2 separate regions of the Homo sapiens genome follow, and region 1 is linked to region 2. The links are chromatin loops, found by intact Hi-C in ENCODE. Cell type or tissue: heart left ventricle. All regions are shown on one strand.

What was found. A loop is a pair of places that touch in the nucleus more often than their neighbours do. Peaks named below come from ENCODE experiments on the same cell type or tissue, not always from the same donor. Only the 100,000 strongest peaks of a DNase experiment are listed, where the experiment ranks them.
Region 1: a loop joins it to region 2, with 4 times the contacts of the local background. A loop is called at or near these places in 4 of 110 quality-filtered maps.

What each region holds. Positions count from the first base shown.
Region 1 is chr15:88,010,470-88,018,469 of GRCh38, forward strand. The region is part of intron 14 of NTRK3 (neurotrophic receptor tyrosine kinase 3); the gene reads right to left. Among named protein-coding and RNA genes, the nearest start is that of MIR11181, 68 kb to the left of the region's middle. In heart left ventricle, no CTCF peak of the experiment used is centred here; a DNase peak (open chromatin) is centred at 4,940; H3K4me3 peaks cover 396 bases.
Region 2 is chr15:87,668,651-87,676,650 of GRCh38, forward strand. All of the region lies in intron 1 of LOC102724465 (a long non-coding RNA gene), which reads right to left. Among named protein-coding and RNA genes, the nearest start is that of LINC00052, 96 kb to the left of the region's middle. RefSeq lists an enhancer at 53-1,252. In heart left ventricle, CTCF peaks have their summits at 3,831 (motif pointing right) and 4,032; no DNase peak of the experiment used is centred here.

The sequences.
Region 1 (8,000 bases), 340 kb after region 2:
AGTTCTTTTTCCAAGCTTTTTAGTAATTTTTCCGGAAGAAAAGGAAAAGGATGGGAAGAATGAAACTATGCTTTTTTTTTGGCAAATGATGAATAACATGGTGAAGATATTTATATATTACTAACAGATTTTATTCCTAAAAGCAATGTAATAAACCTATTGAATAAGGAGAATTTTATTTTTAAAATATGCATTATATTTTTGTCCACTTAAGAGCCAATAACAGAACTTGCTAAATGTATTTTTACCTCTAGCACTGCTGGAATTTACACACACACCCACACACACACACACACACAAAATCAAAGTATTATCACACTAGAAGCAACCTGGGAAACAGCCGGGCTAATTGTACCACTCACAGACACATCTCCGTGTGCCTAACTCATTCACCTGCCACCACATCATGCATTCACAGCAGTTACCTGGATCTGGCTTGCATTCTAATTCACTCCCTACATGAATGACTTCCCAAAATGCAAATTTTCAGTTCAGGGTTTTGCCGTCACACCACACTACCCATGAAGGGATAAAAAAAAATCCATCCTTTTGGACATGTTTTTCTTTTCGTTCCTTCCTGGTCCATGGGTTGTTGAGGGATATTTTCTTATCCAGTATTATCTTCAAATGGCTTGGAATGAACAAGCATGCCACACAGGCCATCATGACTGGATCCCACCCACACACCTTCCACCCCACTCATCCAGAGCTCCTGAGTGTCCCCAGAAAACACCTCCACACCTTTGTATCTGTTGTTCCCTCCACCAGGTCAGCCTCTCGCTTCTTGCTGTCTAGAATTCCTATTCATCACCAACAGAAAGCTCAGTCTCCAGCTTGCTTTAAGAAATCAAAATAGACAGGATTTAAGAAAGTTTATCTGGGAATGAATGAGAATGTGACTCTACTAGTAAGTCTGTAAGGACTTACAAAATATGCACATTTCCATATTAAACAGGAAGAGGTTAGATGTCTCAACTCAACACACTATGGGGCATTTGCTACCTTCCTATAATTTCAGAACATTTGGAAATCATAATTAAAATCTCAGTAATCTGATATTTTCTGGCAAAATCTTCTCCTTGACTTTGGCAATGAGGTGAAGTTTGGGGTTGGGTCATGGTGAGTTGGGTCTATCCCTGAAAAGAAGCCGCAGCTGAAGATATACACATCCTGGCAGTGTATGCATGAGCAGGCCACTGAATTACGTCAGCACAATAGGACACCAGCTTCTACATGGGGAGACACTTCCCACCGCACATTACTCTATGGGAAAGTTGATTTATCAGTAATGTCAGGGAAAGTCTGCACAGCCAGATACTGCCCCTCCCTTCGCCTGCCACTGGGGTGACCCAGTAGTGCAGAAGTGAATTTCTTCTGTAGTATAACTAAGGCAGACTATGGTAATAGTGCTGACAGCCAGAAGTGAGCCATTTCTTCCTAAACACAGGCAGCTATTCCAAATCCCTTACGTACATTACCTCATTTAACACACACGAAGACCCAGTGAGGCAGATCCTCCCATTAGTCCCACCTTATGACAGACACACAGAAACATGGGGAGAGAGCACAGCAGCAAGTCTAGGCTCCAATGTTCAAGCCAACAGAGCTCACCCACCCTGTACCCTACGGCCTTGTGCAGCATGAAGGAGAGAGCATGCATTGTTCTTCACAGAATCCCACCTTCAGCTCTTTGGCTGCCATCCTGCCATCTCTACATCCTCCACGAACCTATAAGACAATGAGATCCTCGACGAACTGTGATATTTCAGTGCAGCCATTTTGACAGGGTGCTAGGAGTTGGTGGTTTTGACATAAGGGAAACGTATTAACACAACCTAAAACACAAACCTTCTCACTTCCTTCCTTATTATTCACAAATAAAATGCAGAGCTGGCAACATTCCCCCAGCCATGGCTCATTCTTGCGCCTTGCTTACATCCTCCTTCTCACTCAGGACACTCTGACCCCGAGCTTTGGCAAACTTGCCCATTTGGAGAGGCCCAGAAATAGCACGGAAATCACAGGCAGGGTGAGAATGAGGCTGAGAACCTCTTGTTTATATCACTGTCACAAAAAAGTATTTCTATATGTTCATACCAAAACAACCACAGCAGAATGAGCCATTTGCTGGTTTATTTGTGCTCCTAACACCCAATACAGAACCTAGAACTTAATGGATGCTCAATAAATGTTTACTAAATAAATAAATGTTTTATAATGCACTATTAGTAACTATATTGAAGCACTTCTCAGCTTCTTCAGATATTTTTGATCGGGGGAAAAAGGAAACTACACCAATATCTTATACTGTGCTTCTCATACTTTGATGTGCATCGGAATCACCCAGAGGGCTTATTGAAATGCAGACTGCTGAATCCCATGCCCAGAGTTTCGGATTCAGTGGGTCTGAAGTGAATCCTGAGAATTTGCATTTCTAACAAGTTTCCAGTTAATGCTGATGCTGCTGGTCTGCACACCACACTTGGATAACCCCTGACTTCGAAGAACAACGGTCTTCTGAAATTCCACTACCAGCAGCTGAAACCGTGCACTGGTAAAGACCCACTACCAGCAGCTGAAACCGTGCACTGGTAAAGACCCACTACCAGCAGCTGAAACCGTGCACTGGTAAAGACCCACTACCAGCAGCTGAAACCGTGCACTGGTAAAGACCCACTACCAGCAGCTGAAACCGTGCACTGGTAAAGACCCACTACCAGCAGCTGAAACCGTGCACTGGTAAAGACCCACTACCAGCAGGTGAAACCGTGCACTGGTAAAGACTGTTTAAAATCATACCCGCATCTTCCTCTAGGTCAGAGCGTAACCAGATAACAGAACTGTGGAAAAAAGGAACAGGGTTCCTTCTCTAACCCAGAGCTCTGTGCACAGTGGACCATCGCCAGTGTTGGTGGAAGAAATGCCTGAGGATAAGAAGCCATACACTTGGTGATGCTCTATCAACCAATTTTCCACAGAAACAATGAAATGCAAGAAGAGTCCCAGTGTGCTGTTTGTCAACTGTAAATCGTGTGAAGTTATTTAGAAGTTGAGGAATAGAAATGAATTCCCTTTATGATCTGACAGCATTAAGTAACATGAAAGCAGCCTGGGAATCAAACAGATGCCTAGCTTCAAGTTTCCTTCCTTTTCAATGCCAGTAGGAACTCAGACACCCTTCTAAGAGATCCTTCAAGTGCAGACAACATTTCAGATCATGTACAAAAAATCCTGTAGCAGGGCCTGACTTGGCCAGGCACTGTGGCTCATGCCTATAAATCTAGCACTTTGGGGGACTGAGGTAGGTGGATTGACTGAGCCCAGGTAGCAGGCGTGGTGGTGCGCCTGTAGTCTCAGCTAGTTGGGAGGCTGAGGTGGGAGGACAGATTGAGCCCAGGAGATTGAGGCTGCAGTGAGCCAATATCACACCACTGCACTCCATCCAACTTAGGCGATACAGTGAGACCCTGTCTCAATTTTTTTAAAAAAAGACTTAAGATAGTAACACTGTATCTCACTAGGAAGCCAGTGCAGCAAAGTGGCAGTGCCCCTTGAAAGTTTACTAAAATAACAAAATATCGCTCCAAAGGAAAACAGTGATATCTGAGGCTCTTAGAATTTGTAAAAGTGTTGGAACACGCTACTTGATAAGGATGCCTTCTGGGTTCAACTGCAGAATTCCCCAAAGACACCAAAACCAATTTCTGTGGCAATTACTGCACCTGAGTCAGACAGTTCACTTTTGTCAGACATTCCTTATTAAATGGCCCAAACAAAAAACATCAACTTTGGGGAAAATGAAAAGATTGCATTTCCACTTACAGTTTCAGGAGTGAGAAACATGAGACAACAGCCATTGGTCCTAGACCTGTTCCTTCTTCCAAATCCTTATGCAGTTTAATATCATTGAACTATGTGTTTGGCCCTCAGTTTCCTCATCTACTAAACGAAAAGATAAGTCTCACTGGATCTCTGAGATATTTTTCAGATTAAAAAAACTTCTATGTTCTACAAGGAAGTTAAGTGAATGAGAATTAAAGAGCAGGAAAGGAAAAACTTAGCTTTCAGCCAACTCCTATTGCTGGAATAATTTTGGGTCCAAGATTTGAAGGCAAAAATATAAGCGAGGATCATATTGCAACTGCAACTAACTGGTGATAAAACCAAGACCAGCTAGGACTTGATCTTGGGCTGCCACTTTTCCACCTGCCAAAAAAACAGGCTCTCTCAGGTGCTCAAGGAATAAATGCTTCTTGGATGCTTCCCCGCCTACCTCTCCGGCAACACCGGAGCAGGTTCTTTGCAGGAACACGGTCTCTGATTCCTCTTCTCACCAGCTCCGAGATTTTCTTTTTTATTTTTCCAAAAGCAAAAGTCATTGGTCGATCTATGTTTAGAAATATGCACAACAAATCAAGAAATAAATTCATATGTGAAAGGATAGAAATGTTAGTCTCCAAATCTAGGCAAACTTCCATTTTTATAAGCCTATGAAGACAATATAAATAAATCAGAGGGAGTGGAGCCTGCTGGCAGCAACTGCTAGATCGCTCTCATTTTCTACATAACGTTCCCTGTGCTGAAAGGTATATTCAGTGAGTGTTTCATTTCTCTTCTTTCTGGAACAGGGGTCTCTCTATGTCTGCCTGGAACTGTCCCTAAATTCAGAGAGAATAACTTGCTACTTTGTTTTACCTTTTTTATTACAGTGTTGATAGTTTCTTCACTCCTCTAGTCATCACCTACTTCTGAGAAACAGTGACAAGCGTGATAAACAAAGGCCTGGACTATGTAAGTGCAAATTCTACGAATAAATTCGTAATTATTGTGTCAATAAGCTATGCTATTTAATACATCAACAAGACCTGCTCCCTCCACCCCGGGAGGGAGTCCTTCTCTGGTCACTCACCTCCAGCCCTGCCCCCACCAAACCCTGCCCCCTGTCTGCCTCCTGCTACTGCTACGGTGGCCTGGAAGGCCCTTCCTGTCCATCTCTGCCAGTCCAAGTTTCCCCGCAGCGTCCTAGCTCAAACACTCTCCCCTCTGTGGAGCCTTTACCCAAGCCTCTGCTCCCCTAATTTAAACAAGCCACTGCTCTCTAAGCACACTGGGCCCTTTAGTTGCAGGGTCTCTGTGGCAGGCATCTCATTATGCTCATATCTCCAGAACTGTTTCCTGGCCTGTCTCCCCAGCTGGAGTGTGGACTCCCTCATGCGGGGATGATGCCACTCTGTTCATCTCTCAGCCTCACTGCATTGACTCTGCAGCATAGTAGTTGCTCCAAGATTAGGAGCTCTGTGCAAAAATCATCTTTGTACTCAGTTTTTCTCCTGCACTATGTTTATTCTGGAGTTGGCACTGTAATGAAGAACGAAGGAATGCATCTTGATTGACTGATCGCCAGCTCTACAGCGGCTCCAATGTGAATATAGCCTGGCCACGTATTATGTAGCCATTAAAAATAGTGGCATTGTGAAATAAAGGTCTATGATAGGCTACTAGATGACAAATTCAGATTATGAAACCGTATGCAGAATATGATCTCATTTGTGTGTGCTATACATGTCCATGTTGATGTGTACATGTCTGCGTATGTTATTAGCCTGTGCATATAAGGCAAAATGTCATGCATTCATCACTTGGGGTGGCATTAGGGATGATTCTTATTTTCTTCTTTTCACTTTTCTGGATTTTCCTCAAAATATTTTCAGTGATTGTATATTACTTTGAAACCAGAAACAAATGTTAGGTGTTCTGTCTGTTTTCTAAAGAGACATAGAGAGGCTAACCAGAGCTGTGACCACCATCAAAGGATGAACTACTGAACACATAATCCCAGAGATGCATGGGAAGCCAATGAGGAAGCCCTGAGGATATGTAAGGAGAAGCCATGGACAGTTTTGCTTAAACACCAGGAATTTAAATTTACATCATGAATTGTTCCTAAATGGCCCATCACCTTTTCTTATGAACTTTCTCCTGGACCGTAAGAGTTGCAGCTATTTGGATCACTTTGCTGAAAACAAGATGAAGGAATGGGCTAAGCTGTGTCAGAACTAAGCAGAATGCTATGGCAGGCTCTTCTCCAGCTGGGCACAGCAGGGCACACCCCCTCCCAGGGGCCTCTCATTCAATGCCTCTCACCATTTACATTCCAACACTGTAAGATGATGGATACTTTTAATACAAGAGACCTGTCATTTATTTATTAGCTGGGGACAGGCTTTGCAGCCGGGAAGGATGCATTATAAATCAACTCCTTTCTCAGCCATTAAAAATTAATACAGTTCATAATGTAGAACGTCAGTAATTTCTTTATTAGAGGAGAGTGTCATTTTTTTTTCTTTTCTTCCAGGTTTTGTTTTTACTTCCTCCCTTCTCTGGGGATATTTTTTTTTCTTTCATAAAGACTGGCTGAGTATAAATTATCCCAGGGAAGGGGAATATACCCTTTCAGACAGAGGTTAAAATGGAAGAGACGAAGCTTAAAAAAAAAAAAAAAAAAAAAAAAGCCCCTGACCAAATTCCCCATGGAAATATGGTCTAACTGCATCTTTCAAATTTGCCTCATTAAGCCTCACTTACAACATCCCTTGTTTCTTTCTGATCTACCTTGCACCAAAAATGGGAGGCATTTTAGGTTTCTGATAGACCAGAGGGAAAGAAATATAAGGTGAGTGATTTGGGGTGTGCTGGGAGGTCTCTGATTATTATTTTCTAATGATTGCTCCCTCACAGAGGGGCCTTCATTAGCTTTTCTATTGTCTCCAAGTTAACTTGGCATTCACCAAAAGAAGCATGGATGTTAGAAGCTCAGCCCAAGACCAGGAACCCTTCATACAGCTCCCCCTTTAGACCTAGGATACAAGGATGCAGAAGGAAAAGACGGCACCAGAATATGCCAAAAGGCTGATTAGCTAAGCATCCATGAAGGCTTCCCCTTTGGTTCTTCCCCAGAGTGGCAGCTCCAGGAAAAGTGAAAGCTTGGAGTTAGAAAGAAGACAACTTCTGCTCTTAACTTCAGAGGAAATAAAAGGGAGAATCCAGAACCTGTGATGTCTCCATCTCACCTTAGCAATATTGAGGGGTTTGCAGTGGTTGGTTCAACCAAGCTGACCTTCTCAAGACCTGAACAAAGGAATATATGTGAAGGGAGGGGGGACCATCCCACCCCTAGCCACCCCACCCAGCACATTTTCCTGACTTTGGGGAATAGGGGGAGAGGGGTCACCCAGAGATGAACATCACATCCCAGGCACAGGCTCCCTGTGTTGATGTCTCTGTCAAACCAGCCATGATTTAGTTAAAGCTCCTAAGTAACAAATCCCCACAAATCCCCAAGCACATATTTAAAATCTATTTTCAGAATTACACTGAGCATAATTCAACCAATCAATGAGCCATTAGGAGTTTAATCCCAACACTTCTTCATTACCAGTGGCATGAGGGCTGCTCGACTCAGCAGAATCCAATGCGAAGAGTTGCTATATCACCAGCAATTCTAGGTCTGGGGACAGAAGCTTATACATTGCCTGCTGAGAGGCCCAGCCACAATCTGGGTGACAAATCAAGCTACAGATCCACCAGCGACAGGATAAAAGGAGACTCGGCCAAAAATAGGTCAACTTGGATCCAAGGACTTCTGCTCTTCTCCTTCAAGGGTAGCTCTTGCATCACCACCAATGCCCATCTCTAGCTGGACCCTGCTTCTGGGAGGCCTGCCTCATGGGGATCTGAAGCTCCAAAGAGCCTCCTGGGGTGGACACACGGAGGGGGATGACTACATAGGAGCTAAAGTGCTAGAGAGGAATTGCCTTCTGCTGCCTCACTGGTGAGCACCATGGGTCACCCAAACTGGTATCTGTCTGAAAGTCTCCAAGATCTCCCAAAAGGTGGGGGTGTGGGTGAATTGGAAGTCAGCTGACGGTGGGAGGGGGTATCCCAGGTTAGTAGAAGTGGCATGCTCCTAAACTCTAGAGTTTGAATCCTGGCTCTACCTT
Region 2 (8,000 bases):
TACTAAAACTATAGCTGAAAGTACTAACGTGTTTACCACGCAAGCCTTGAAAGCCAAGCCATGTTGGCGTGAGCACACTCAGACAGTTGCAAAGCGGTCCCATTCTTCTCACCTTGGGGTTCACTCCCATTCCCACTATGTCCCGTCAGCAGAAGAAGCCAGAGTAATCAACGGCCTTTTCCCATCTTCATAGCCTACACCTTAAGATTAAGGTGTTATAAAACTCAAAGGGAAGAATTGAAACTTTCTTCACTAAATTATGACTGAGACAGTGAAAAAGATCTAACTTAACTGACTCCATCTTGCTTTTAACCTCCAAGCTGTCCTTGTTCATTCCTGAGCATGGGGTGAACCAACTTTTCAGAGAAACTTAGTTTATAGTTTAAACAAAGACTGTAACAGCCCTTTCCCAAAGCAGACGCCCTTCTTGCCTGGGGACTAGATTGCCTTTGTAGGACTAACATTAGCCACAAGATTAGAAATTATGGTTTAGGAGTCATGCAGCTGGAGGCTACAAGATTTTGACCCTCCCTAAACTGCTCCTAAGATCAATGCTTGAGATATTTTGCAGGCCCTGCACTTGATGGATCAGCTGGCACCACCCAGATGGGTAAACTGACTCACCTGATCTTGTGGCCCCCACACAGGAACTGACTCAGCATAAGACAGCTGCAACTCCCTATGATTTCATCTCTGACCAATCAGCACTCCTGGCTCACTGCTGTCCCCCCACCCACCAAGTTATCCATAAAAACTCTGTTCCCCGAATGCTCGGGGAGACTGATTTGAATGATAACAAAACTCCAGTCTCCTGCACAGCCGGCTCTGCGTGAATTACTCTTTCTGTACTGCAATTCCCCTGTCTTGATGAATCGCCTCTGTCTAGGCATTGGGCAAGATAAACCCCTTGGGCAGTTATTATAACTACCAATTATTGAGAATTTTCTATGTAAATTTCACTCTATGAGAAAGGTCCTACTATTATCTTCAAGTTATGAATGAAGAAACCGAAGCTCTGGGAAATTAAGCTACTTTCCCAGTCCACAGAGCTAGTAAATGGTGGAACCAGGCTGTATTTGAACTCATTTCTCCCAGACTCCAAAGCAAAGCTACTACACGCTGCTGCTTCACATTCACTGTATTGTTTGAAGCAAGTCGCTGAAAATGTCTACTTTTTCATAAAATGAGGCTGATCCACATTGACTTTGTCTACTTTCACAAAGTGGCTGGGATTCTCAAAGTAGATAATATGAGTGAAAATGTTTTGAAAACTCTTCAGGCTCTCTCACTTTATACGGTATTATTTCCACTTCTGCTTCTAGCAGGCGCTGTCTGGTTCCTAAGTCTCTCCATGTGGAGCTGAGCTACTATTTTTGGCCTTCCAAGCTGTTTTCGTTTTTCACCAGAATGCATGCTCCATTTGGGTAATGGTAACAGATGTGACAATGGGAACAAAACTCCTACCAGCCACATTCTAACCCAAACATCCCAGGAGCCACTTCCAGCACTCATCTCTTCACTTCCGCTCCGAGACAGGGAAATGTGAGAATACAGGGCTCTGCTTCACCGTCTTTTACTAGCCTTGATCATTTCTGATAAGTGTTCCTGGTCATCACTTTTCCTTTCTACATCTTTGAGTTCTGGTGTGTTGTCCATATTATATTACTAAAGGTCCACAGGGGAAGAGTGATTTGACGAAGGTTAAGAAATAATTATAAGAAAATGTTTTGACATTACGTTAATGCCTGTCAGGGTATTATCCCCAATTTAAAGTTAATCACCAAAATTACATTGCAATTCCAAAAATGTAATGAAACAAGATTTGCTGAGGTGTGAATAATAAAGAATCAGAGCCGAGAGCTAAAAGAGAAATAAACTTGTTTAACCCTTTTCTAGTCTCCTGCCAAAGAGCAAAGAAATAGATGGCGATTTGGGCCATGTGGATCTTGGCAAAATTAATGGGTTCATAATCTGGAAGAAAACAAGAGGTCTTTGTCAGCACTAAAACACAACCAAGTATTGAGATAAAAAGTTGACATTTAAATCCAGGTCAAAAGCATTCCAAAAATCTGGATATTTGTCATTGTGTGGGCAAGATATTTAGACACTTGATAAATTGCTCAATTTTCCTCTAGAATTTTGGTGTCTTGCAGAGGTCTGGCTTTATGCTTCCAATGGGCTGTCAAGCTTTTCTGCTTGAATACCCAGCCATCACCTCAAAATCAAACCAAGTCTATCATATTTCCTTCAAAACCAATTTCCCTCTTTCTGTCACTGGAAACAGCATTTTCTCAGGCTCTGACACTTGGAATTCTACAGCCATCTTTGACCCTTTAAGTTTCATGCCACCCACACACATCCAGGCCAAAAATTCTTTCAAGCAGTCTTTTAGAAGTAAAGATGCCGACAGGAGTGTCCATTTTGCACGTGCTTTCTCCAAGACAAGCTCTCGCTATTAGGTGTTTTTCACACATTATCTTTTACCCTCAAAACAACTTTGCAGGATAGATCATATTACCCCATTTAAAAGAGGACAAAACTGACATTTGGGGTGCCAACTGGCCCAGTCACTCCTGCAGGAAGTCCTTGTAATTGAAGCAGGGATGCAATTCCAGGTCTGTCTGCTCCAAAGCCACACACAGCATCAGCATGCCCACCTCACAGGTGGTAGTGCAAATCCACTGAGTGACTGGAAGAGGGCCTGGCACACAACAAGTACTTGGTAATTGCTGCCACCTGATCTCTCTTCTAGGCCACACTCCCCCGTGCCTGCCTTGATTCCCCCTGTCACTACCCTTATCCTGCCACACAAATTTATGGCCCAGACGGCGGCCACGCCCAGCTATCTGACAGTTCCAGATTCTCTTTTCTCTATCCTGAACACAGCTGCTGCATTTATCTTCTCAAACATATCTTGGTCGTGTTGAGAAGATTGTGCTGCACTCTAGTTTACAACCCTTTGATGGCTCCTCACTTTCCTTAGGAGACATTTCAAACTGAGCCTGCCTTTCAGAGCCCTTTGGAATTACCATCTTCCATCCTCATCACCATCACCTTATGAGAACTCTTGACTTCCATAAGGTAGGTGTGTTTCCTGGACTCAAGTTGGCCTCTCTGAATGGCATGAAGAGATTCTTCTGCTGTGAATGCCCCTTAACCTCCACTTTAGTCTTCCATTTCACTAAGTCCCTATTCAAATGACCCCTTCTCCAGGAAGTTCTCAAGGACCACCCCAGCCCACTCTATGAGCATTTCCCCTCCCTGACCTCTCATGGTGCTTATCTGCCTTACACATATGGCATTAATCAAACCCTGCCTTAGACTCCAAGCAGCTTTTTCCCTCAACTAAAAGCAATGTAATTCAGTAGGGAAAACACATCCTTCACATGATGATGGGCATGCATTTGAATCTTGAATCTGCCACAAATTACTAGTTTGATTTGTCAAATCACTTACGGGTTTATGCCAACTTTTTAATAGATTCAATGATAGATTTCATTTACTAAACATTGCTTGTGTGACTAAGTGCCTTCAATGCATAATCTATGAAGGAGGTAATCATATCACCCCCTCTTCAATGAGAAAGAAACTGAGGTTCAAGGAAGATAAGAAATTTGGTAATTTTCTTAAGTCAAAGAAACTGGAAAGTGTGAGCTGGGATTACTCTGGGACTTAAAAAGATGCTTTCGTTTATCTAAGAGAGCCTTTCATTTACATCTTGAAACAGTCCTTTTCATCAACATCCCAGGCTTCTGCAACCCAGTGCTATGAAAGCCCAGGAAACCACTGTGCTTCTGCTATCCCATTTCCCAGCCTGCCTTCCTTTACTTTCCCAGCAGGGGGAGCAGAGGATGGAAGGAAGCGATTCCAGGGAAAAGAATCAGAAATCTTCAGAGTTGGAAGGACCTGAAAAAATGGGGCCCCACCCCTCCATGTCATAGACGCACCAGAGGCTTGGACAGGAGAAGCAAGCAGGCCAAACACACCCACCTCACCAGAAACAGTGCTTCCTCCCTCCCAGCCTCAACTCCCTAGCATGCTCAATAGGCCAGGCAGCCTCACAGACATGCAATTGAAAACCAGGCACCTTATGCATTAAGAGAGACGTCCTTTCATCCATTTCCAATCTGTTGCCATTTAATTTCATGAGGCAGGATAAATAGGAACACCCACTTGGCCTTTGGGGAGCCCTTTATTACTTCATTTACCTCCACCTGGTCTCTCACCACTCCACATGACTCTGTAATATACAGCTCTAATCATTGGTGTTTTCTCTGCCAGCAAAATCCACCCTGTCACCTCCTGCCCCACCTCACCTCCAATGTCTCTAATCAACTCCACTGCCCTTCACTGGCCTTTCACCCTTTCATTTATATCCTCGTTGAGATAAGACAGCTGGCCCTGACTGCTGTATTCAAAGTGAGGATGTACCACTGATTTATAGGATGGCATGATAATATTTCCGCATCTCATTCTCCATCCCCTTCACACAGTCATGGGTCTTATCTGAACGCCACTAGGCATGCAGCAGATGTCTTCATTGAGCTGCCCATAATGACACTAGCTGTAGATCTCTTTTTGCCTCTTTCTCTCTTTTTAACACAGACATTGCAGTTAATTCGGAGACCACTCATGTGTGCATAGAGTTTAAATCGCTGCCTTCCAATGAGCATTGCCTAGCCCTGGTGTGCAGTGTAGATAACTGCCTATTGGAGAAATTCCTTAAAGAAGCTCTGGTCCCCACAGCACTTGAACTTCAGTTTAAGGGTAAATGTTTAATATGAGAGGCCACAGTGCCACCTAAGATGATCCTGGGTGTTTAGGGCAGTAAGTCAGCTTTCCAAGATGAGCATGCATTGATTTGCTGAGCAATCGAGATTAGGGCATGGGAAAACTCACTTTTCTCTTTCAAGGGTATAACTGATGCCACCAAGACAGGTCAAGTTGGTGGTGGCATTTGGTCTTCTCTGAATATTTGTAACAGTCCTAATGCTATTGCTAAAACACCAGAGAATACAGCCAAAGCACTCAAGTGCATCACTGGAATGGTAATTTGCCTGTGCTCCCTGTGTCCCTCAGAGTCTGTACCAGTCAGGGCTCCCCAGCGAATCAGAGGCCAGTAAAAGGTCGACGGATGGAGAGATAATTTCAAGGAATTGACTTACATAATTGTGGGGACTAGTAAGCCCCAAATCTGTATGACAGGCTGGCAGGCTAGAAAATTTCAGGCAGCATCTGACGCAGCGTCATGAGGCAAAATTTCTCATTCATTCATCAGGGAAAACTATTTTGCTCCTAAGGCCTTTCAACTGATTGGATGAGGGTGTGCACATTATTGAGGATAATCTTCTTTACATAAAGTCAACTGAGTGTAGATGTTTACCACATCAACAAAATATCTTCACAGCAACACCTAGATTAGGTGAAGATGAAATAACTGTTACTATAGCCTAGCCAAGTTGACACATAAAACTAATCATCACAGAGTCAAAGGCAATAAGCTATAGCATGAGATCTCCTTTTAAATCTCCACCAGCCCAAGAAAAATCCCTTGCAGCACAGCAAATGCCAGTCCCAGCCCTGAGATTTCAAATACATATGGGCCAGCCCTGAGTCCTACTTCAGCCTGCCTATAACAGCCAGTCACAGTGCTGTTAGATCTTGGAGATCACTCCAAGACCACCCCAGATGTGCTCCTTACTCTCTGCAGTTGGAGACTCAGATTCACTAAATGTGGTCACAACTTTAGATTTTTATATTCTGGTGACATATTCAGGCTCTTCTCCCTAGATCTGGGGACTTGTTTTCCCACATGACTCTCAGTTTCACATGTGCCCCTATTGGAGGGTTCTCCACTTTATTTCACAGTCTCCTTCTATTAGCCCCAACCATGTAGACTAGCCCTACTGATTTGTCATAGCTGCTCTAGCAGAATAGGCAAATACAGAAAAAGAAAAGCAATTTATGAATGTACAAGGAAGGCTAGGAATTGGGGCAGGGCTCTAGCCACTCAGATGGATGAAGTCTACAGGGAAGGATATGGAAGAAACCATTCAGGTTTATTTCCTTTTTAATTTTTTACTTTTTATTTTTTGAAGATATACTCTCACTCTATCCCCTAGGATGGGGTGCAATGGCGTGATGATGGCTCACTGCAGCCTCGGTCTCCCAGGCTCAAGAGATCCTCCCACCTTAGCCTCTTAAATAGCTAGGACCACAGGTGCCTACCACCACACCCAGCTAATTTTTGTATTTTTTGTAGAAATGGGGTCTCACTATGTTGTCCAGGCTGGTCTCAAACTGCTGGGCTCAAGTGACCCCCCTGCCTCTGTCTCCCAAAGTGCAAGGACTACAGGTGTGAGCCACCATGCCCGGCCAAGAGTTCAGGTTTAAAGATAAAAGAAAGCCAAGTTCAAAATCGTCACAATCTTGACACTTGCAACTACTTGCCATGGCCTTGGACATATTATTTAATCTCTAAGTCTTAGTTTCCCAGAATGTCCAATATGGATATAAACCTACACCATAAATGGAGAAGATAATAGTATATGCCCAGCAAATCCACATTTTTGTCTTTGAAAGCATGCTGTTATATGACATTCCCCAACCCACTTTCAACGCATGGGCCAAATGATGAGCTCTTGCCTGTTAAAAGTGGGTGTTCCAGGTACCTATTGCTGTATAACAAACCACCTCAAAACTTAGCTACTTAAAACAGTAAAAGTCATTTATTCTGCTCATGAATCTGCAATTCAGGCAGGGCTTAAAGGGACAGCTTGTCTCTTTTCCATGTGGCATCTGCTGGGACAGCTTGACTAGGGCTAGACGATCCACTTCGAAGATCGCTCGCTCACATGGCTGGTACGTTGGTGCTGGTTGTCAACTAGGATTCAGCTGGAGCTGTCAGCCAGGCCTCTGTTTTTCTCCACATCAGATTCTCTATAGAGTGATGGGCTTCCTTGTGCCCTGATGGCAGGGTTCCAAGAGAAAGTGCCCTACAAGGCAGGGAAAGGAGACTGACAATCTCTTAAAGTCTAGGAAACTAACATAGTGCTAATTCTGTTGTATTCTGTTGGTCAAAGCAGTCTCAGAACCTGTCTGAACATAAGGTCAGGAGACATAGACCATACTTCTCAATGGGAAGACTGTCAAGAATTTCTGGCCCTAATTAATCCACCACAATGTTTCAGCCAAAATGGAGAAACAGGACCAGATCAATCTCTCATTTAAAAAAACTAAAAACCAGACAAAATATGAGCCAACATCATTCAAGACAGTGAACATTAGTCAACAAAGGCCAGTGTTCCCTAAGATAGGAAGCAAGGGGGTGAGTGCTAAAATTGCCCCAGTTTACTGCCTGGAAGAAGTTTCCAGGCCACAGCACAGGGAGGGAAAACACAGGTTTTTCAGACTTCTTAGTTGAGGAGAAAGAACAAGACAGTCAGGTATCTGCAAAAGCTAAAGTGCCTGGAGATTGCAGGGAAGAACAAAGGAAAAGAGAGCTAAAGAAAGATAAAACTCCAGATACCTGCAGAAAGCCTCCATCAACCATCAACTATTCAGCTAAAAACTGATCAGGGCTTATATGTGAAAAAAAATTGCATAAGCCCAGGGAAAGAACCACCTGAAAGGATCAGCAGGAATACAACTGTATCTCATTGAAGGTAAGGAACAGTACCTGTTTCCAACGGTTAAAGTGAAAAACTTCTTAAGTCAAAGGGCATCCGAATACTAGGAAACACCTCCCTTATTTATTGGGAAAAATTATGCTTTTCCGGCGTTTCTAAATGTTGCTCTGGTTCCACCCAATACAGCTTAAAATAAAGACCTGAAAGGATAGAAGTGTTTCTAAGTAACTTCACCATGTCCTTGGGAAAAAAATAAAAAATACATATAGAAATATAAAAATATCCAGCACTCAACAAGCTAATGACACCCAACAGTGTGTAGCATACATCAGAAATTACCAGCCATGCAAAGAAGCAGGAAAATGCAATCCA